Linked DNA regions of Homo sapiens: regions 2, 3, 4, 5 and 6 are each linked to region 1. A link is a contact called in ENCODE Hi-C or POLR2A ChIA-PET data. All regions are on one chromosome and are shown on one strand. The core of a region is the stretch at or near the end of the contact, and the rest is flanking DNA. Distances in the headings are between cores, read along the strand shown. Region 1 holds the start of UVRAG-DT (UVRAG divergent transcript). Region 2 holds the start of TSKU (tsukushi, small leucine rich proteoglycan). Region 3 holds the start of SPCS2 (signal peptidase complex subunit 2). Region 4 holds the start of NEU3 (neuraminidase 3). Region 5 has its middle 47 kb from the start of OR2AT4. Region 6 holds the start of EMSY-DT (EMSY divergent transcript).

Region 1 (3,319 bases), core at 408-2,907:
ATTGTGATAATGTGTTATGGCAGCCTCAGAAAACTAATACAGCTTAGAAACAGAAATGTGTTTTCTGTGAAATTCCCCCAGATCTTGGCACCACATGAGTTCAATCAGATAATATTTGGGATTTCCCAGTGACTCCTTTCTCAACAAACACCTGATCAAGCGACTCCTTTCTCAACAAACACCTGACCACACGCCCCAGGCTCCAGCCATGAGGAACCACTCAGTGTGTCAGAACAGGAGACAGTGTGACATCTTTGTGATCCAGCTCTGAGAAAAGATCCAAGGTGTTTTTCAGGCTTCTGAACACCCTGGAAAGATAGTATGCTTACATTTTGTTTAAAAAATTTAAAATGCAACTACTATATGCCAGGTCCTGTGTGGGCACTTTACATATGTTGATTTACTTTAATCCCTACAGCAATCCTATTACTATTTTAAAGCTGAGAGAGGGGAAGTGACTTGCCTTGGGATACATAGCTCAAAGGTGGTAGAGCCAAGATTCCAAAGTGCCTGATTCCTATTGTGTCTGACTCTAAAACACTATGTTCTTTCTGCTATGTTCATCCAGGTGGTGGAAAAATTCAGTCTAGGAGTAAAAAAAGGAAGATCAACATCCTGCAGAATGACTCATGCTATTCATTATAGAAGCAATTGCTGGAGATGCTATCATTGTGGATCACGGAAGTCTTCATGGAAGAGGTGGCATTTGAGCTGGGCCTTCACTGCAAAAAAAAAAAAAAAAAATTTCCTGATTCTCTGTCAGGCACTGGGGATCCAGAGATGAATCAGACAAAGTCCTTTTGCTTGAAGAATTCACAGTATTTTGTGTGTGTGTGGGAAGGAGGGTGGCTGCTTACATGTGTTAAAAGACAATGTGGCCAGGCCTGGTGGCTCATGCCTGTAATCCCAACACTTTGGGAGCCCGAGACTGGAGGATCGCTTGAGCCTGGGAGTTTGAGACTAGTCTGGGAAATATGGCCAGAACCCCATCTTTACAAAAAAATTTTAAAATTAGCTGGGCCTGGTGGCATGTGCCTGTATTCCCAGCTACTTAGGAGGGTGAGGTGGGAGGATCACTTGAGCCCAGGAGGTCGAGGCTGCAATGAGCCGTGATTTTGCCACTGCACTCCAGCCCGGGCGAAAGAATGAGGCACTGTTAAAAAAAATTAATAGAATAATCCAGACCCACGGTAGGGTCAAAATTCCTAACTCAAGGTCCCAGAGAGGCTCAGAGAAGCCTTTTGGAAGAAGGGACTCCTGCCCCAGCTAAGACTGATGGATAAGTAGCAAAGGCTTTCTGGGGACACAGCACAAACAGCCCACCTGAAGCGGTGAATCGGCGTCCTGGGTGCCTGGCACACCTTGTAGCTCAGCTTACTAGCTAGTGGAGTGCGAAGGGGCGTGTACTTGTCGGTTGGAGCTGGTCATGAAAGAGCTCGTGGGACTGCCCGACGGTTCTCAGGTCCCAGTGCATCCTGCGTGGTGGCTCTCTGCTGAACCATAAAGCATTCCTTTTCAATCCCTGCACGCTCACGCCGGGAAAAGACTGCACAAGGGGCCTGCCAAGGCAGACAAGCGATCGCCACCCAGCTGGCTTCCGAGGGTCCCCGCCCTCCACCGGAGGCCTGTTACCACGGCAACCAGTGAGGGCGGAAGTGGCTCAGAAGACCGGTTCTCCCTAATCAGGTGACTCTCCCGCCTCCTGCACGTGACACCGGAGCCCAGAAGCGCGCTCTACCTAATCAAGACCCCACCCCTCTTTCCCTTTACTGACAATTGACAGCGACCTCTTGCAATGGCCCTTCCGCCTCCACCAGGAGACTCTGCCCGTTGGTAGTAAAAGAACCAATTAGACTGGGAAAAAAAGAAGCAACGCCCCAGGTTTCACCCCGGCTTGACAGACGCAATTGAGGCCATCCTTGAGTCCCTCCGCCCCCAAGTCCAGTAATGCCAGCGATGGACAGACCTTCTACCCAATAGCACGCCCCTTTTCTGCCGTTGGGTCCCGCCCCCTTGAGGGCTAAGCCAATGAGCGCTCCGGGTCTCAGCGGGGTGGAGGGGTTGCACTGCGGTAATATGGCTCTTCCTTAGCCAGCGGCGGCAACGGCGGCAGCGGCGGCAGCGGCGGCGGCTACTGTCTGGGCTGAGCAGTAGTGCCTCTCGGGTGGCGGGTTTCTAGGCTGCAGGGGCTTGGTAGGTGGTGGCAAGGGGGCGGCGGCGGATGCCGGAAGAGTGCCCGCCCCGCCGCTTGGCGGCCCCTGGATCGAGATGAGCGCCTCCGCGTCGGTCGGGGGCCCCGTCCCCCAGCCACCCCCGGGCCCGGCCGCTGCTCTGCCTCCCGGTTCTGCCGCGCGGGCCCTGCATGTGGAGCTGCCGTCTCAGCAGGTAAGCCCGCGCGGCTCGCAGCACTCGGGAGGGACCCGGGCAGGCCCGCGTGGAGAGCTTGCTGGCTCCGGGCTGACCCCGCGAGCCGGGACACCCAGAGCAGGGACCCGGAGGGCTCGCGGGACTGAGGAAGACTGTCAGGAGGTTTGTGCGGGGAGGGGTCCAGTGATGGCCGAACCTCCGGGAGATCCCGGAGTCCTAGGAGAATCCCGTTACAGGAGATGGGCTTGTTAAGGGACAAGCAGCCAGCCAGCTCAAGTCCCTGGGGCCCCGGCCCGAGGCCGCCTCCCCCAACGCAGGGAGCCGGGGATTGCCCCGCGCAGACCCTCTCCCTCGTTCCGCCCAGGAAGGGACCCGGGGAACCCCCTGTGTCCCACGGGCCATAGTGAAAGCACTTTTCCTTTCTTTCCCCACCTGGCCATCCCCGCTTACGGAGAAACCAGTTTGTACTCTTCGTGCAAGAGCCCTGGAGGAGACTTTAGGGTGTCTACCATTTGCTTTAATCTCCCCTGATTATTAAGTATTCGGCCTCTTTAGAGAAATGTATTCAAGACTTGGGGGTTTCCTTCCTAATTCTCCGAGTCCCAAGGAACGCATCTTAATAATTAGGAGGACTTTTTCCTTCTTCATTCCCTTCAGTGAGTCTCTGTGGAAGGAGGATTTGATGTATATATTCATGTGTTCCTCCATCCTTTAGGAAGGGCTTTGAGGACTTCTTGGCTCTGCGTTGTAGGAAGATAAGAAGGGGGAAACACTGACTTTGGAGATGTGACAAAACTCTTTGTTTCACTCACATATCTGTAGAGTACTTCCCTCCTTATATCGGTTGCCTTCCTTCTGTCCCCCAAGGGGAGATTTTGCAGGAATCTTAGCATTAAAGAGACCTAAAGAATACCTTTCACCCTCTCCCTTTATTCCTCCTGCCAAGAAGAGG
Region 2 (3,319 bases), core at 325-2,824, 970 kb after region 1:
GTGAGGAAGACACTGGATACCAAAGGGCCCATGGTGCCATCCCAAAGACTGATAAGGAGTGTGAGCTGGATGATCACAGAAGGACTCCTAGTTCTGAAAGCTGGGATTCTAATCAGGAGAGGACAATGAATGGAGAGGAGAGACGGGAGTTCTCCCTGCTTCCACACATATGAGACCAGGCTCCTAGCCTTTTCTCTGCACATTCCTAACTGGCAGGGTCCACAGGTGTCAACCCAAGTGCATCCCCAAGACCACACAATGGCTCTGAGTGCAGAAAGGACCTGCAAGACCAGTTTGTTTTCTGGGCAGCAGATGATTTTGCTGGCCTGAGGCCTGGGGCAGTGGTCTCCACTCCTACCTCACCACCTCTCTAGTGTCTTCCTTCTTCCCCAAGTAGACCGGCATGCATGCACACACAGGCCCAAGCAACTCCTTTTTTTTTTTTTTTTTTTAATGAATAAGAAAAAGTAATAAGGAAAGAAGCAGCAAGCAGACTGGGTGTGTTAACAAGTCTGGGCCACTGCAGGAGGTACATTGCCCAATTTCTGCACCCCGAGGCCCTCCAAAGTCTAGGAGAAGCTCCTGGGAGGTCCAGGGCCCAAGACCAAAGCCTCTATCAACTCTCCCACCTGTGAACTGCCCCTCTCCCAAGGTAGGCATTGTCGGGGTGTGTAGACTGGGAGCCACCCACACACCTGACTCTCCCCTCCTAGGAAATGCGTCCACCAGGTCATTTCTCCTGCAAACCCTCATTTTAAAGTGTCTTGGATGCTTTCCTGCCCTTTTTTTTTTTTTTTAACATAAAGAGGGGTGAGAGCCCAAGAGCTACAGCAGGGGGAATAGACTGAAACTGCTGCCTACTCACACGCCAGTTTCCCTTCTTAGAACTCTAACCAGAAGCCAATGGTTTCCTCCTAAAAGAAAAACTCAATCTGTTGACTTTCTCTCTCCTCTCCTGCCAGCTTTTCTGCCCGAGCCGGGCTCTCTCTTCTCTGTGGGTTCGTCTTTCAGCCAGTCTTTCTCTGCTTCAGATTCTTGGTTTCTTGCTCCCGGTAGTCCCTGAACCTCTTTCACTCTTTAAAAAAAAATGGGGAGGGGCGGTGAACAAGCAAAGAGGAAGCCCTCACCCACCCACCAAATCTCTTTCTTACTAGCAACTAATTCCCTCTCTCTTTCCACACACACAGTCATACACACACATACACATACACAGGCACGTACTCCGGCGACCTCCAGATGTTCCCGACAGTGCGGCCATCTGCTTAGATTGCTGGGGCGCGCAGGGGGAGGGGGCAGGGATCCGGGATGCAGGAAGCTGTGAGCGAGGCCAACTAGAGGGGGCGGGAGCAGCGCACTTTTGAGACGCTCCCTAGAGTGGAACCCGGGCTCGGCTCAGGCTCCGCGGGCGGGGCGCGCGCCGAGAGAGGCTGGCACTTTGGCGACACTCCCTGAGCCGCCCCGCGGCCGGCCCGAGCCGCCACCCGGCGCCCGGCAGGGGGGAGCCTGGCTGCGGGCGGGGACCGGGGGGCGGGCCGCGCCGCGCGGAGAAAAGCGCTGGCCGGAGGGCCCGCGGCCGGGCCGCCGGGGTGAGCGTGCCGAGGCGGCTGTGGCGCAGGCTTCCAGGTGAGTGCAGTTCCCCGGGCGGGGCGAGAGTCCGCGCTGCGGTTGAAGATCCCAAGTCCCCGATCCTAGCCTCGCGGCCCCTTCGGAGGGCGGGCTGGGGACGCCGGGCGCAGGGGCGGGGCTGGGTCCCGCCGAGGCCCCTCAACTTTCGTCGGACGCCTAGGGCTGGGCGGGAGTGGGGAACGCCGACCCAGGGGAGAGGTCTTGCGGGAGACAAAGGCTACGCCCAGGGGCCGTGTGGGTCTTTGTGCGGACACGTGCATCTCACGTTTGTGGGTCTTTGTGGATTTGCGGTCGGGGACGCGCCGCTGTCGGTGCCTTTGTGTGTCCGTGGCTTTGCGCGGCTGCTTTGCGCCCGTGTCCACGTTTGCGGGCCTGCGCTTGGCTGTGGGCGTCGGTGGGCGCATCGCGTGTCTCCGCGTACGTGGTCGGTGCCTGCCGACGTGTCTGGGCTGGGTGTCCGCAGAGGGTGTGCGCACCGAGAGCCCAACGCCGCCCCACCCCCCCGCTCCCCCGCCGTCCCCTCGGGCCCACGACTTGGCTCCAAACTTTTCTCCCGGTTCCTCGGGCAACAGCCCCAGTCCTCCCCACCGCTACCCGGCCGGGGGCGCAGACAGCCCTCCCCCTCCCCCTCCTGAGGTCCCAGGACAGCAAGGGGCTGCGACGGGATTGGTGGTCGGGGGATCGGCAGCGCCTGGGGACTGGCTGGGCAGGGGCTGGGCGGAGCGTGCGGACTCCCCCTCAGACCCCGGCTGGGAGGAAGAGGCGAGCGGTGGGTCCCAGGCTCCGGCCCTGGGCTGGGGAGAGGAAGGGACAGGGCGGCTGGCGTTGCCCTCCCCGCGCTTCTTGGAAAGAGTGTGATCCAGAGTTGCGTCTGTTTGGTAGGGAGACAGGCTCCGCTTTGAGACCCACTCTCCGTTTGCAGCCCGCCCCCGGGGTAGGGGGCCAACCCTCGGACCCGGTAGGGGAGAGGGGGACTGCCAGTCCAGATCTGGGCATGCCCGAGGCGCCGGCTCACAGGACCCGGAGCTGGGCTGGGGGCCGTGGGAGCCTCACATACACAGGTTTCAACTGGGACGGCCACTGGCCCCTGTGCGGCGCTGGCAAGTTGCTCAGCTTCGCGGAGTCGCGGTCACTCTGGCACGGACAGGGCGAGAACTCCCTCGCGGCTCGGGGCGTGCGGTGGGAATAACCCGCGCCTCTGGAGCCGGGCGGAGAGCAGCGCCAGCCCACACTTGGCCTGGCGAGGAGGTGACTCAAGACCTTCGATTCTTCTTTCATCTTTGTGCGCCCTGCCCTTCGGATAAGTCTAGACTTGCAGTGCCTGGGGCTGACCGGAGGTGGGGGGGGGGGGGTGCTCAGAGCTGCAGGAGCCTGCTGGGCTTTTGAGCCTAAGTCGCAAAGATAACCGTAAACACCCTCCTCCCCACTGCTCACTCCAGTCTTTAACCTAGAACTTTGTCGGATGCTGCAGACATGATGGAAGGGCACAGGCCGCTAACCTGGGAAAGAAACAACTGTGGGCATTTTCCTTTCCCTCTCCGGCCTCAGTTTCCCTTCTGGAAGGGGAGGTATTGATAGCCTCTTCTGTTCTGGCTGACTGCTTCAGATCCCAGAACCCAGAAACACTTTGATGTTTAACCTACACCTCCATTCTGACCTGACCTATTCCGAGGCACTACTTTGCTCCCCAGGA
Region 3 (3,319 bases), core at 538-3,037, 870 kb before region 1:
AGTGAGCCAAGATCCCACCACTGCACTCCAGCCTGGGTGACAGAGTGAGACTCTGTCTCAAAAAATAAAAAATAAAATAAAAAGTGACTAGGGCAATGCTGTATCATCTCACTTTATTTTAAATAAAAGAAAAATGAGAAGTTGTAAAAGATAAACTGCAACAACAAGCTACAGGGGATCTGACTAGTGTCCACGGATTGCTTCACAGAGGTAATGAAATATCATCTGATGTTATTGCTATTTAGTGATATTTATTTTCTTTTTAGTAATAATTTAGTTATTTAGTGATAATTATTTTCTTTTCTTTCTGATCTCGGCTCACTGCAACCTCCGCCTCCCCGGTTCAAGCAATTCTCCTGCCTCAGCCTCCCAAGTAGCTGGGATTACAGGTGCCCGCTACCACGCCCGGCTCATTTTTGTATTTTTAGTAGAGACGGGGTTTCACCATGTTGGCCAGGCTGGTCTTTAACTCCTGACCTCAGGTGATCCGCCTGCCTTGGCGGGGATTACAACCATGAGCCCCCACGCCCGGCCGAGATAATTATTTTCACATGAATTTTGGCTTCCCCAAGACAAGTTTTTGTCTGTTTTATTCAGGGATATATCCCTGGTGACTAGAATAGTGCCTGTTACATAGTAAGAAACTCAAAAATATTTGTTTAATTCTTTAGACGCTTATGGGGGATATATAGGAATTAAAAAACAATACAACGTAATAGAGCATGGTATAATACAATACTGCTATTTGATAACTCTGTCATGGAGTAGTAGTTCCACCAGAGTAGCAACCAGGTCTATCTTGATCCCCTGTATCCGTTAGTACAATATTGGTGCTCAATATACATTTGTGAAAAAAATTAATTAAAATACAACGTAATAGAGCATGGTATAATACAATACTGCTATTTGATAACTCTGTCATGGAGTAGTAGTCCACCAGAGTAGCAACCAGGTCTATCTTGATCCCCTGTATCCGTTAGTACAATATTGGTGCTCAATATACATTTGTGAAAAAAATAATTAAAATCTAGAATACTATTACATCCTAAAACCGTAAAAGCAGAGTGTCAGAAGGGATATATATTGGTTTTGATTTTTTTTAAATGCCGGCTTGAAAACCGAGTTCAGATACATGCTATCTGGCTTTGGGTAGGTTCTTTAGTTTCCTCCTCATCTAACAGGGCTGTTGTGGGACTCAGTGAGAGAGAGGATGGCTGGAAGTGCACATAGGATACTGCCTGGCAGACTGTAGGCACTCAGTAAACGCGAGTTCTCCGTTAACACGAAAACATTACAAACAGCTAAAATGACAGCTGCTTGAGAGAATAATCGGTAAGTGCCACAACCGGGCTAGAAAAGGATGAAGGACAAGCTCCTGCCCACTCCTTTGGAAACTCCACACCTGGGCCGGAGAAAGACTCGAATTCGAAAACTAAGTTTCAGTCGCACCTGCCTCCGGCGTCGCTTCAGCCTCCGAGGGGTCTGCGGAGGCGACGTCCCAGTCAGGAGGGATGCGCGCCTGCGAGCCCCCCGGGGATCTCGGAGCCGCTCCACTGCGGTGCCTGCCGCTATCTTCCCCACGCCTTAGTAACTGCGACGCGACGGCAGACAGTGTAGGCGGCAACCGACGGCCGGGACGTCTAACCTCAAGTCCCAGCAAGCCCCGCGGCCACGTCCTCTGACTACCTCGCGCCAGCAAGACCCAAACTACGGATCCCGATTGACTCCGCGCGGCGCGTCACGCTGTCAGCTCCAGCCAATCGGCTTCAGACAAGTCGGAGGGGAGGGAGACGCAGAGGCGGACAAGATGGCGGCGGCAGCTGTACAGGGCGGGAGAAGCGGTGGTAGCGGAGGCTGTAGTGGGGCTGGTGGTGCTTCCAACTGCGGGACAGGAAGTGGCCGTAGCGGCTTGTTGGATAAGGTGAGGAGCCGGTTCTTGGGAACAGTTGAATCCTGGGGAGGCCTGGGAGGCGGCGAGCCAACCTTCCCATCCCGGTCTCCCTTATTTTCTACGGCCTTTTGAGGGGAGCCCTTGTGTGACCACTATCACAACCCTACGCACGCTTGGAGCCTGCCCTTGCCCTCATCACACTTCAAACCTGGACCCGGTCCTCTTTAGAACTTCTTCTTTTCTCGCAAGTGTTCTGGTCCTGGTCGCCACACCTTTTTCGGTAATTTGATTTTTCCTATATTTAATCGTGTCCATCTCTTTTCTCCTGGGGGGCTGGGTGCACTGTTGTCAGTGCCCATTTCACAGACACGGAAAACCGAAGCCCAAAGATTAAAGAATCAGTATCCCCCAAACTCTCTACCACCATCACCCTTGCGTGCTGCTACAGATTCCAAAGTGCTTCTTGTCCTTTTGCTTACTGAAGTTTTTAGGCGTTTTATCATGATAGGCGAATACTGAAAATATTTGAGTATTGACTGTTCTACTGGGCTGACAAGAAGCCTTTAAGATTTTTCTTTTTTTCCTGTTGTTTTTCCCCGCCCTCTCCTCTCTTCCCTCCACCTCCCTCTTTGCTACCAAGTGCACTGCTGCCCGCTCACGCTTGCCCCTTTCCTCCCTCTGCTCATCCAAAAAAATTTTTTTTAACTGCAGTCCTAGCAACAAGGGTTTAAAAGAAAAGAAAAAAAGGAAAACTGTCCCTGGGTTGGCCTTTCTTGCTCTTTGCACAGCATCTTGGAAGAAACAGTTGCACGGAGAACAACGTCCTGGTGTTGATTTTGCCTCTAATTAGCTTTGTGACCTTGAAATATGCTTGCTCTCTCTATATCTGTTTTCTCATCTGCAAAGTGAGAGATTTAGCCTTAAAATGAGGGACTTAACTCTAAATTCCCTTCCAGTTCTCTCATTGTAGGGCCCTGGGCTGGTTTGATGAGAATTGTTAAGCATGGTGTCTTTAATATAGTAAGCAGAATTTTTGAATATAATTGAAAACAGCTTTCAGACTTCCCTGTGCATAACACATGGTAGGTGCTTAAGAAATGAAAACATGATTATGTTGAGGGGTTAAGATCCAGGTCTTTTTACTTGTCTTTTTGAGTGTCATTGGTTTTGAAAGACATGGTTCTCACACTCTTCTCTTGTGAGAGGGGTCACGCTCCATTGCCCAGAATGGATCTTAGCTCACTGCGGCCTTGAACTCTTAAGCTTAGGTGATCTTCCCACCCCAGCTTCCTGAGTAGCTGGGACTGCAAATGTGCACCACTATGCCTGACTAATTTTTTTGCTTTTAACTTTTCTGTAGAGTCAGGGTCTTACTGTGTTGCCCTGGCTGGTCTCAAATTCCTGGGCCTCAAGAGATCCTCCCACCTT
Region 4 (3,319 bases), core at 516-3,015, 830 kb before region 1:
TCAACTATTTAGTTACCCAGAAATAGGGTTTGTACAGGAAAGGCAGAATAAAAAGCTGCTTTCCTTAGCAAACTCTGAGGTGACCAAAGTGACATTTTTCTCCATATGTCGATATGAACTTTCTTTGCAGTCCTTGTTCTTTTTGATGTTCTAATTTTTCCATATTTGGCCAGTGGAATCACCTTCAAATTGATTCTTACCTTCTTTTGACATGACCTGAAATAGTCTTTTATGGCTTTCTTGCTTTCTGTTAAGATGTTCTAGGCTAATCTTATAAATTTTCTTCCCTGCACCTAAAATCAGCCATTTTTTTCATGGAACCCTGGTTCCTTTGGGGACAAAATAGTATTTTAAGACCCATTATTGCCAGGCGCGGTGGCTCACGCCTGTAATCCCAGCACTTTGGTAGGCCGAGGCGGGCGGATCACGAGGTCAGGAGATCGAGATCATCCTGGCTAACATGGTGAAACCCCGTCTCTATAAAAAATACAAAAAATTAGCCGGGCGTGGTGGTGGGCGCCTGTAGTCCCAGCTACTCGGGAGGCTGAGGCAGGAGAATGGCGTGAACCCGGGAGGCGGAGCTTGCAGTGAGCCAAGATGACGCCACTGCACTCCAGCCTGGGCGGCAGAGACACACTCCATCTCAAAAAATAAAAATAAAAATAAAAAAGACCCATTATTTGGGCTTATTACGATGAGTTGGTCTCTGGTTCTAGGCCTTTTTTTTTTTCTTTTTTTTTTTTTTTTTTTTAGAAAAATACAGCAGGTTGTATTGAGGTTGGCACCTATGTTCTTTCAAAGAACCCTCATCATTTTGTGAGTTCTTTCCTTGTGGCACCACGATGTTCCAGGCTCATCTTGTATGTTCCCTGCCTCAGCACAGGATTTTTTTTAATGAGAAAAATATCACGAATTCAAATTTACAGAAGCTTTACATTTTTATGTCCTCTAAGTTAGCAGTCTGTCTTTCCTTTTATTGGCGTTTGTAAAATTTCTTCTTTTTAAAATTGTTATATTTTAGAGACAGGGTCTCGCTCTGTCACCCAGGCTGGAGTGCAGTGGTGCAATCACAGCTCACCACAGCCTCCAACTCCTGGGCTCAAGGCATCCTCCCACGTAGGCCTTCCAAAGCGCTGAGATTGTAGGCATAAGCCACCAGGCCCAGCCTATTACCTTTACGTTGTACTTAGTCCCAGATAAAAAATGACCTTAGATCAGTCCTTTCCTCTTTGGCTGGGGAGAGGGGGGCTTAAATTCCGGTACTGTGAAACAGAAGAATGGACTCAGTGCTATGTGACAAATCTATGTATGTAAATGTGTGTATATACACACACATAAATTATATATATGAATATATTTTCATTTTCATATTTTGCAAGGAGAGTAGCCAATGCTCTGGACCTCTGGTCCTTTTTGTAGGGTACCCTCTGAGGCCGGGAACCTTTGCTCAACTCTCAGGCTGTCCAGGGAAGCTTTAGGCGGTGATACCGAGCTACAGACCAATATAAGAGCTCGGGGCTGTGGCACTGAAGAGAGGAGGCGGCCGTTGGGAACTGAGGTGGGCCCAGGGCTTGAGCTGAGTTGGCGAGGGTGGAGGTGGTGCCGGTCCCACGCCGTGGTGGGGACCGAGCTGCGGGCTGGAGGGAGGGGCAGCGCCGAGGGGGCGGGACGGGGAGGGCTCGCGGAGTAGGCCAACGGTTGGCCCCAACCGCCACTGACTACAGCCTGCGCCCGCCTCTTTTCGTTGCCGTTACCTGTTTCCGGCAGTCGACACGCTCTTCGCTTCTCGGGGCTTGTCTCCGTGTCCTCCGTCTCAGTTGTTTCTCCCTCTCTATCCTCCTCTGTCTCAGTCTCCCCAGCCTTGGGGCCGGTGCCTCTTCCGGGCTTCGGCGAATGAGACCTGCGGACCTGCCCCCGCGCCCCATGGAAGAATCCCCGGCGTCCAGCTCTGCCCCGACAGAGACGGAGGAGCCGGGGTCCAGTGCAGGTGAGCGGGGTTGGGAGACAGGAGAGCTCCCCGAGGAGGACTCAACTGTGGGGACAGGTTGAGCAAGACCATCTGCGTTTGGGAAATCCAGCCTTGGATTATTGAGACAGAGCCACCTAGTCGGCTAGGATCTGACCTGGCCAGAGAATTCTTGGCTAGTCCTATTTTTATTCGTTCTCACAGAAGCCGAACTTAAACCTCAGAATTATCACTCCAGAGATGAAAGGGAACTGAGACTGGAAAAGCCCTGCTTACCAAAGGTCTCTGGGCGGCAGAAAGAGCCCTGAGCTTCAGTTTCAACTTAGGAGACCTGGGTCTTGGTCCAGATTTTACTGTGGAGTGGCGTTCAGTAAGCTTTGTCCCCATCCCGGGCCCGAGTTTTCCCATCTATACCATGAGAGGGTTTAGACTACAGATCTTCAAAGGTCTGGCACGTGGTAGGTGCTCCTTAAATATTACTTGTTAGGAGTGAATAAATGAGATAGGAAGGCCTCCTGGGATTCACTGGAGGCTCATTGGGTTAGTTGGAGGCTGTGGAATTACATTATTATAGTCTGAGAAGTAGGCGGTATTATCTCCATTTTATAAGTGAGGAAACTGAAGCTCAGAAGTAAAGTGACTTGCTAGTAAGTGTCAAAGATAAGTCAGACTTCAGAGTCCATGCTAGGCTATACTCTCTCCCAGTAAGAAAGCGGGAAGGACTTGATGGGAAAGTGATTATATCGAGCAGCAAGTAATCATTTGAATTCTCTGCTTAAATGAACCCCAGAGCAGGCCCATATCTGATTATTTTCTATCCCGTTTCCAGCACCTGATTTGTGTGAAACGTTTTGGGTGGCAATGCCAGAATCACCATCTATATTACTTCTGTCATCAACACGATCAGCATAATTACAAAAATTAATGGCTCTAATTGTTATAGTGATAATAAAGCATAAATGAAATTGTGAGGACATCAAAATTTATAATTAAAGACACCTATTAAAACAGCAGTTTAAAATTTATAAAACACTTTTGAGTGGTTCTTCATATTGATCTGCTTAGGTAGGTATTATTATCCATAGTTTACAAGCAAGGAATCCAAGACCTAGAGGTTGAGTAACCATCAAAACGTCATGCAGCAAGAAATGGAGCTGAGACTTGAATCCAGCCCATGTGACAAGTTGTGCTTCTCCTTTGGTGATTATTTCCCTATTTCCTCTCCATTTCCTTTTTTTTTTGAGATGGAGTCTTGCTGTGTCACCCAAGCTGGAGTGCAGTGGTGCAGTCTCGGCTCACTGCAACCTCCGTCTCCTGGTTTCAAGTGATTCTCCTGCCTCAGCCTCCCGAATA
Region 5 (3,319 bases), core at 520-3,019, 770 kb before region 1:
TCCATTGATTCTTTGTAGACTTTCTGTCTTGATGACCTGTCTAGTGCTGTCAGTGGAGTATTAAAGTCCGCCACTATTATTGTGTTGCTGCCTATCTCCTTAGGTCAAGTAGTAATTGTTTTATAAATTTGAGAGCTCCAGTGTTAGGTGCATCTATATTTAGAATTGTGATATTTTCCTGCTCGACTAGTCCTTTTATCATTATATGATGTCCCTCTTTGTCTTTTATAACTGTTGTTGCTTTAAAGTTTATTTTGTCTGATATAAGAATAGCTCCTCCTGCTCATTTTTAGTGTCCATTTGCATGGAATATCTTTTTCCACCCCTTTACCTTAAGTTTATGTGAATCCGTATGTGTTAGGTGAGTCTCCTGAAGACAGTAGAAACTTGATTGGTGAATTCTTATTCATTCTGCCATTCCGTATCTTTTAAGTGGGGCATTTAGGTCATACACATTCAATGTTAGTGTTGAGATATGAAGAGCTATTCTATTCATAATGCTATTTTTTTGCCTGAATACCTTGGGTTTTTTTTTTCATTGTGTTATTATTATATAGGTCCCATGAGATTTATGCTTTAAGGAGGTTCTGTTTTGGTGTATTTCATGGATTTGTTTCAAGATTTAGAGCTCCTTTTAGCAGTTCTTGTAGTGCTGGCTTGGTAGTGGCGAATTCTCTCAGCATTTGTTTGTCTGGAAAAGAATGTATCTTTCCTTCATGTATGAAGCTTAGTTTCACAAAATTATTGGCTGATACTTGTTTTGTTTAAGGAGGCTAAAAATAGGACCTCAATCCCTTCTAGCTTGTAGGGTTTCTGCTGTTAATCTGATAAGTTTTCCTTTATGGGTTACTTGATGCTTTTGCCTCACAGCTCTTAAGATTCTTTCCTTTGTCTTGACTTTAGATAACCTGATGACTATGTGCCTAGGCGATGATCTTTTTGTGATGAATTTCCCAGATGTTTTTTGAGCTTCTTGTATTTGAATGTCTAGATCTCTAGCAAGGCTGGAGAAGTTTTCCTCTATTATTTCCTCAAATATGTTTTCCATACTTTTAGATTTATCTTCTTCCTTGAGAACACCAATTATTCTTAGGTTTGGACATTTAACATAGTTTCAAACTCCTTGGAGGCTTTGTTCATTTTTAAAAATTCTTTTTTGTCTCTGATGGATTGGGCAGATTCAAAAGCCTTGTCTTTGAGCTCTGAATTTCTTTCTTCTGCTTGTTCAATTTTATTGCTGAGACTTTCCAGTGCATTTTGCATTTCTCTAAGTGTGTCCTTGATTTCCAGAAGTTGTGATTGTTTTTTATTTATGCTATCTATTTCACTGAAGAATGTTCCTTTCATATCCTGTATCATGTTTTTGATTTCTTTAAGTTGGACTTCACTTTACTCTGGTACCTCTGTAGCAGGATGATCCACAGACAAAACCTCTCAGACACCAAGTTGTAGAAGGAAGGGCTTTATTCAGCTGGGATCATCAGCCAGCTACTGTCTCAAAATCCGAGCTCCCCGAGTGCACAATTTCTGTCCCTTTTAAGGGCTCACAACACTAAAGATTTCACATGAAAGGGTCGTGATTGATTTGAGCAAGCAAGGGGTACGTGACAGGGGCTGCATGCACCGGTAGTCAGGGAGGAACAGAACAGGGCAGGGAGTTTCACAATGTTCTTCTATACAATGTAAGGAATCTATGAATAACATCTGCTTCTAAATCATAAGTTGATTTTTAACTACTGGGTTTAGGCCAGGTGGGCCCAGGCCTGGTTTCGGGCCTGGCGCCAGGCTGCCTGTCTTTGGTTTTACTTCCTTGTTGTTTTTACTGAATATGAAACAATATAAAACAATGTGAGAGGGTCTTTCTCTCCTCTCACCTCCTTGATTAACTTAATAATCGACCTTCTGAATTCTTTTTCTGGCAATTCAGAGATTTCATCTTGATTTGGATCCATTGCTGATGTGAAAGGAAAATAAATCTTGGGGCCCCTAAATCACTAAGCTAAAGAGAAAAGTCAAGCTGGGAAATGCTTGGGGCAAACCTGCCTTCCATTCTATTCAAAGTCACCCCTCTGCTCACTGACATGGATGCATATCTGATTGCTTCCTTCGAAGAGGCTGATTAGAAACTCGTAAGAATGCAACTGTTCCTCTCACCTGTCTGTGACCTGGAAGTCCCCTCCCCACTTTGAGTCTTCCTACCTTTGCTTCAAGTTGTCCTGCCTTTCCAGACTGAACCAATGTACTTCTTATGTATATTGATTAATGTCTCATGTCTCCCTAAAATGTATAAAACTAAGCTGTGCCCTGACCACCTTGGGCTCATGTCGTCAGAACTTGCTAAGGCTGTGTCACGGGTGCATCGTCAACCTTGGCAAAATAAACTTTCTAAATTGAGACCTATTTCAGATTTTCTGGGTTCACACTGGTAAGCTGGTATGATCTTTTGGGGGTGTTAAAGAACCTTGCTTTGTCATATTATCAGAATTGTTTTTCTGATTCCTTCTCATTTGGGTAGACTGTCAGAGGGAAGATTTGGGATTCAAGGGCTGCTGTTCAAATTCTTTTGTCCCACCGGGTGCTCCCTTGATGTGGTGTTCTCCCCCTTCCCCTAGGAATGGGGCTTCCTGAGAGCTGAACTGTAGTGTCTGTTTTTGCTCTTCTGAGTCTAGCCACCCTGTGGAACTACTGGGCTCTGGGCTGGTACTAGGAGTGTCTGCAAAGAGTCCTGTGATGTGATCTATCTTGAGGTCTTAGAGCCATGGCTACCAGCACCTGCTCTGGTGGAGGTAGCGGGAGAGTGAAGTGGACTCTGTGAGGATCCTTGGTTGTGTTTTTGTTTGGTGCACCGGTTTTGTGTTGGTTGGCCTCCAGTCGGGAGGTGGCACTTGCAAGATCACATTGGCTGTGGTTTTATAGGAAGGATGCAAACCTGGTTAAGTATTCTGGTTTCTCAGGCGGTGGGCAGGGCCATAGAGATCCCAAGAGATTATAACTTTTGTCTTCAGCTAGCAGGGCAGGTAGAGAAAGACCACCAGGTGGGAGCAGGGATAGGTGTGTCTGAGCTCAGCCTCTCATTTGGCGGGGCTTGCTGTGGCTCCTGTGTCAGGGGGTGTGGTTCCCAGTCCAATGGAGTTATATTCCCAAGGGGATTATGGCTGCCTCTTCTGAGTCACCAAGGAAGTGGGGAAAGTTGGCAGTCTAAGGCCTCACCTTGCTCCCATGCAGCCCGCAGTGCTAAAGGCCAGCGTCACTCCCACTGTGCCCCCACAACAGTACCACGTCTATTTCCAGGCAGCCAGTGACCTGGGCTGAGAACTTG
Region 6 (3,319 bases), core at 580-3,079, 630 kb after region 1:
TTAGCTTTTTTTTTTTTTTTTTTTTTTAAGATGGAGTCTTGCTCTGTTGCCCACGCTGGAATGCAGTAGAGCGATCTTGGCTCACTGCAACCTCCACCTCCCTGGTTCAAGCAATTCTCCTGTCTCAGCCTCCCGAGTAGCTGGGATTACAGGCACATGCCACCATGCCCAGCTAATTTTTGTATTTTTAGTAGAGGTGGGCTTTCACCATGTTGGCCAGGCTGGTCTTGAACTCCTGACCTCAAATGATCCACTTGCCTCAGCCTCCCAAAGTGCTGGGTTTACAGGCGTGAGCCACCATTTACTTATGTGTGACTTTAGGCAAGCTATTTTGCTTCTTTCCTAGACTTTAGTTGCCTCCTTTGTAATTAGAGATAATAAAAGTTTCCACCTCATAAAGTTGTTCTAAGGACTGAATTACTATGTAAAATGCTTAGACCAGTATGTGGCACTTAGTAAGCACAAGGATTGACTATAATAATTCATCACTCATATGCTACTTCTTAAGGTCAGAGTCAGTTTTATAAGCCCCTTGTCTTTCGATTTGTACTCCATTGTAGAGGAGTAGACATTCATTGTCATTTTGACATTCACTGTAGAGGAAAGGACATTTGGAGGTCAGAAGACCTGGGATTACAAAGCCTAGCTCTCTTCCAATTCCTAGCTCCGTGAAATTTGGTGAGTCCTTGGTACATCTATGTTTTTCTCATTCATAGTATGAAAGACCTTAATCGTACCTGTCACACTGAAATGTTGCGAGGCTCAAATCAAATAATATATGTTAAAGTACAAAAATCCTCTATGAAGATTTCACTTACTATCTTTCCAAGAGTTCTTAAGCAACTGGATGCATAGGAAGGTCAGGGAGACAGCGGAGGGAGGGCCTGGTGATTAATATGTTCCACTTTACGATTTTCTGAAGGTGTAGGTTGGGTTTCAACAACAGTGACTTTCCTAGACCTCGGAGGGTATTTTTAGCTAATGGGCAAATAGTAGTAGGAAACTTAAATGCTGTTATTTACCTTCTCTTCCTAACCTACAGTTCCACTCAAGAACATGAAGAGTCTCATACGTTTGTATAGTGGTTCACAACTTACAACGTTTACGTGGTGCATCACAAGATCCCTATAGGGTAGTATTAACCCAATTTTTCAAGAAGGAAACTATGTCTGGAAATTGTAGAATGCACATTAAAAACTCTTTCTGACGAGCGTTTCTACCGGATCCGATGTTACCCAAAGTACAAAATTTAAAGAGGGAAGTCAATCACAAGATTTCATTGAATCTTCAGTATCAGGCAACTGGCTTCTATTTTATGGCCGCAAATAACTATATATTGGGCCCCTTTTCTCACCTGTAAAATAGGAACGAAAAGACCTTCTCCACAAATAAGATGAAATAAGAACAAAGGCTGAGGGTGAACCTACCACGTCGTAGGGCCTCAAATAAATTCCTTCTCCTTCTTGCCCTTGACAGAGATAGCACGAGATATCACTACCATTCCCACTTCACACGTGGAGGAAATCCAACGCGAGAACGCTCGGATTTCCCCTTCTTTACTTGCAACAACTCCGTAACCCGCAAATCGGCTACGGACAACTGCGATGTCCACTATGTTAGTTCTCGTAGCGTGGATTCTCTCTCCTCAAGATGCCATCTGGGGGGCTAGAGGCCACTAATAATTGCCCTCACGATCGAAGAAACTCGATCCTAATCCTCGACGGCACTTCAGGAACAAAGCTGCTCTCCCATCGTCCCTAACCTCACTACCGTAAAGGTCGCAGCAGAGCCCCTGCTCCAACCGCTAGCGCCATCTTGGCCGCTACGTGTGACGCCACACGTAGCAGAGAGCGCAGCCGATTGGCTGGGAGACGGCAGCCCAGGAGAGGCGCGCGAAGCCAGAGACAGGAGGGTATGCAGGAGAAACCAAGGGAACTACAATCCCGGCCTTCCTTGCGCGTACGACAGCAAACCTGGAGCGAAAGAGGTTGGAGTTTGGATTCGGACCACAACTCCCAGCACCCTCCGCGATGTCTGTCCTTTTCTTTCATAACGCGGAGGAAAAGAAGGACAAGATGAATGGAGGCCTTTTGGTGTTTGTTCTCCGAAAGGCGGGAAAAGCGAACTACACCTCCCGACTGGCCGCGCGCGGCTGCGCCTGCGCCCTGTTACCTGTCGCCATCTTGCCCCTTCAGAGGCACCGCAAACAAACCCAATTCCTGGTGTCCCCTAGTCTTGGCGGAGGAGCCTTTTAGATGAGCCCCGAAAGGCCGGGCAGGTGGGTGACTCTCAGGCAGGGTCCTGGGAAGAGCTGGCAGGCCAGCCAGGCTAGAGGAGCGCCGGGCCAAGCATTCGGAGCCCGGCTTGGGGCTCCCAGCCCCATCCTCCGTTGTTTCCTAACGGGATCGTGGGGCTCCCCGGGGTGGACTCAGGGGGACTCTGGCTGGCCTGGTGCTGGGACTCTGGGGGTTTAGCTCTGGGAGACTCCCGGTGAGTCCAGGTCGTCTGGCTGGGTATCCGCTGGCTTACTCTCTCTCGGTTGTCCTCTCCGCTGGGGAGGGAGTGAGGCGCGGGTGCCGGCCGGGACCCCTGACAACAGCTACTGGCCCAGAGGGGCTTGGGTCGTGGACTTGACATTGGGACCGGCGCCGAGAGGTCCGGGTGAGGAGCCTGGGCTGGCTGCTCTTGTTGTGGTGCTGCTAGGGAGTGCGTGTTTGGAGAGGGGGCGGGGCGGGCTTGTCTCCTTGACACTTGAGTGGGGAAGGATCCTACAAGATCCTGGTTCCCCGAGCGGGCTCCGGAAACTACTGCCCGGGTTTCCGATGCGTTGCGGCCCCGCTCTGGGGTCCCCTGGCTAGGACGCGCCGGGATGCCGTGACGTGGTGCTCGGTTCGAGCAGTCGCCGGCCGCCTCCAAGATCCTGTCGGGAGGCGGGGACTGGCTTGTGGAGGGAGAGGATTCCTTTGGCTCTGCCCCTTCTTCCTCCTCCCCACCCCTTTTCTTTATGTCATACTGCCGGCTGGGGCGCGCAGTCCAGTTCTTCTTGCCTTGGGTTTGTTCTGAGCTGAGAGGACTATGGGAAGTAGGGGGAGGGGGGCTCACCTCGGGACACAGAGTTGGAGTTAGCAGCCCCAGCGCCTGGAACGGGATATAGCAGTTATTTCGGTTCGGTGTCTGACTTCTAGGCTAGACAGTGAGCTCGTTCATTCATTCATTCATCCATTCGTTTTGCTCAGTCGCGTCAACCATTCACTTACCCATTTAACAAATACTTAGAGCGGCTCTACTCTGTGCTAAGCAGGTATTGCGCGTGCCCCCA

Evidence for each region. A loop is a pair of places that touch in the nucleus more often than their neighbours do. ChIA-PET counts read pairs that join two places held with the same protein, here RNA polymerase II (POLR2A). Pooled maps may share reads with other maps.
Region 2: a map of HepG2 shows a loop between it and region 1 (7-fold over the local background). The contact joins the promoter of TSKU here to the promoter of UVRAG-DT in region 1. A Hi-C loop is called at or near these places in 1 of 168 maps with a recorded cell type or tissue (HepG2).
Region 3: a loop to region 1 is called in a map of naive thymus-derived CD4-positive, alpha-beta T cell, with 6 times the contacts of the local background. The contact joins the promoter of SPCS2 here to the promoter of UVRAG-DT in region 1. A Hi-C loop is called at or near these places in 1 of 168 maps with a recorded cell type or tissue (naive thymus-derived CD4-positive, alpha-beta T cell), 4 of 37 single-sample maps with no recorded cell type and 11 of 50 pooled maps.
Region 4: a loop to region 1 is called in a map of naive thymus-derived CD4-positive, alpha-beta T cell, with 17 times the contacts of the local background. The contact joins the promoter of NEU3 here to the promoter of UVRAG-DT in region 1. A Hi-C loop is called at or near these places in 1 of 168 maps with a recorded cell type or tissue (naive thymus-derived CD4-positive, alpha-beta T cell) and 6 of 50 pooled maps. POLR2A ChIA-PET finds 5 or more read pairs at or near these places in 1 of 52 experiments (H1).
Region 5: a loop to region 1 is called in a pooled map, with 3 times the contacts of the local background. The contact joins the enhancer-like site here to the promoter of UVRAG-DT in region 1. A Hi-C loop is called at or near these places in 2 of 37 single-sample maps with no recorded cell type and 3 of 50 pooled maps. POLR2A ChIA-PET finds 5 or more read pairs at or near these places in 1 of 52 experiments (endothelial cell of umbilical vein).
Region 6: a loop to region 1 is called in a map of CD8-positive, alpha-beta T cell, with 25 times the contacts of the local background. The contact joins the promoter of EMSY-DT here to the promoter of UVRAG-DT in region 1. A Hi-C loop is called at or near these places in 9 of 168 maps with a recorded cell type or tissue (CD4-positive, alpha-beta T cell, CD4-positive, alpha-beta memory T cell, CD8-positive, alpha-beta T cell and 4 more), 10 of 37 single-sample maps with no recorded cell type and 25 of 50 pooled maps. POLR2A ChIA-PET finds 5 or more read pairs at or near these places in 1 of 52 experiments (OCI-LY7).

What each region holds. Positions count from the first base shown.
Region 1 is chr11:75,813,140-75,816,458 of GRCh38, forward strand. It overlaps UVRAG-DT (UVRAG divergent transcript), which reads right to left and starts at 1,658. Exons shown (of 2, transcript NR_144531.1): 1 at 1,324-1,658; 2 at 375-722. UVRAG (UV radiation resistance associated) reads left to right here and starts at 2,071. Exons shown (of 15, transcript NM_003369.4): 1 at 2,071-2,385. The coding sequence starts at 2,269. RefSeq lists enhancers at 182-1,381, 1,305-1,734, 1,605-1,899 and a silencer at 2,195-2,394.
Region 2 is chr11:76,781,782-76,785,100 of GRCh38, forward strand. TSKU (tsukushi, small leucine rich proteoglycan) reads left to right here and starts at 1,575. Exons shown (of 2, transcript NM_015516.4): 1 at 1,575-1,623. TSKU-AS1 (TSKU antisense RNA 1) reads right to left here and starts at 1,281. Exons shown (of 2, transcript NR_120562.1): 1 at 1,222-1,281; 2 at 800-1,075. RefSeq lists enhancers at 812-1,001, 1,236-1,880 and a silencer at 1,432-1,521.
Region 3 is chr11:74,947,479-74,950,797 of GRCh38, forward strand. SPCS2 (signal peptidase complex subunit 2) reads left to right here and starts at 1,788. Exons shown (of 5, transcript NM_014752.3): 1 at 1,788-1,921. The coding sequence starts at 1,808. XRRA1 (X-ray radiation resistance associated 1) reads right to left here and starts at 1,613. Exons shown (of 19, transcript NM_001378157.1): 1 at 1,450-1,613. RefSeq lists enhancers at 981-1,835, 1,333-1,382, 1,503-1,562, 1,693-1,912, 1,836-2,690 and 1 more.
Region 4 is chr11:74,987,168-74,990,486 of GRCh38, forward strand. NEU3 (neuraminidase 3) reads left to right here and starts at 1,766. Exons shown (of 3, transcript NM_006656.6): 1 at 1,766-1,987. The coding sequence starts at 1,894. RefSeq lists enhancers at 1,516-1,565, 1,846-2,035.
Region 5 is chr11:75,047,987-75,051,305 of GRCh38, forward strand. No RefSeq gene overlaps it. Among named protein-coding and RNA genes, the nearest start is that of OR2AT4, 47 kb to the right of the region's middle. Within about 2 kb of position 1,770, at least 3 of the 41 ENCODE cell types and tissues checked have a DNase peak (open chromatin) inside an H3K27ac peak, as active enhancers do.
Region 6 is chr11:76,442,851-76,446,169 of GRCh38, forward strand. EMSY-DT (EMSY divergent transcript) reads right to left here and starts at 1,830. Exons shown (of 2, transcript NR_186348.1): 1 at 1,428-1,830. It overlaps EMSY (EMSY transcriptional repressor, BRCA2 interacting), which reads left to right and starts at 2,168. Exons shown (of 22, transcript NM_001300942.2): 1 at 2,168-2,278. RefSeq lists enhancers at 1,173-1,808, 1,809-2,445, 2,146-2,375, 2,576-2,625, 2,666-2,735 and 1 more.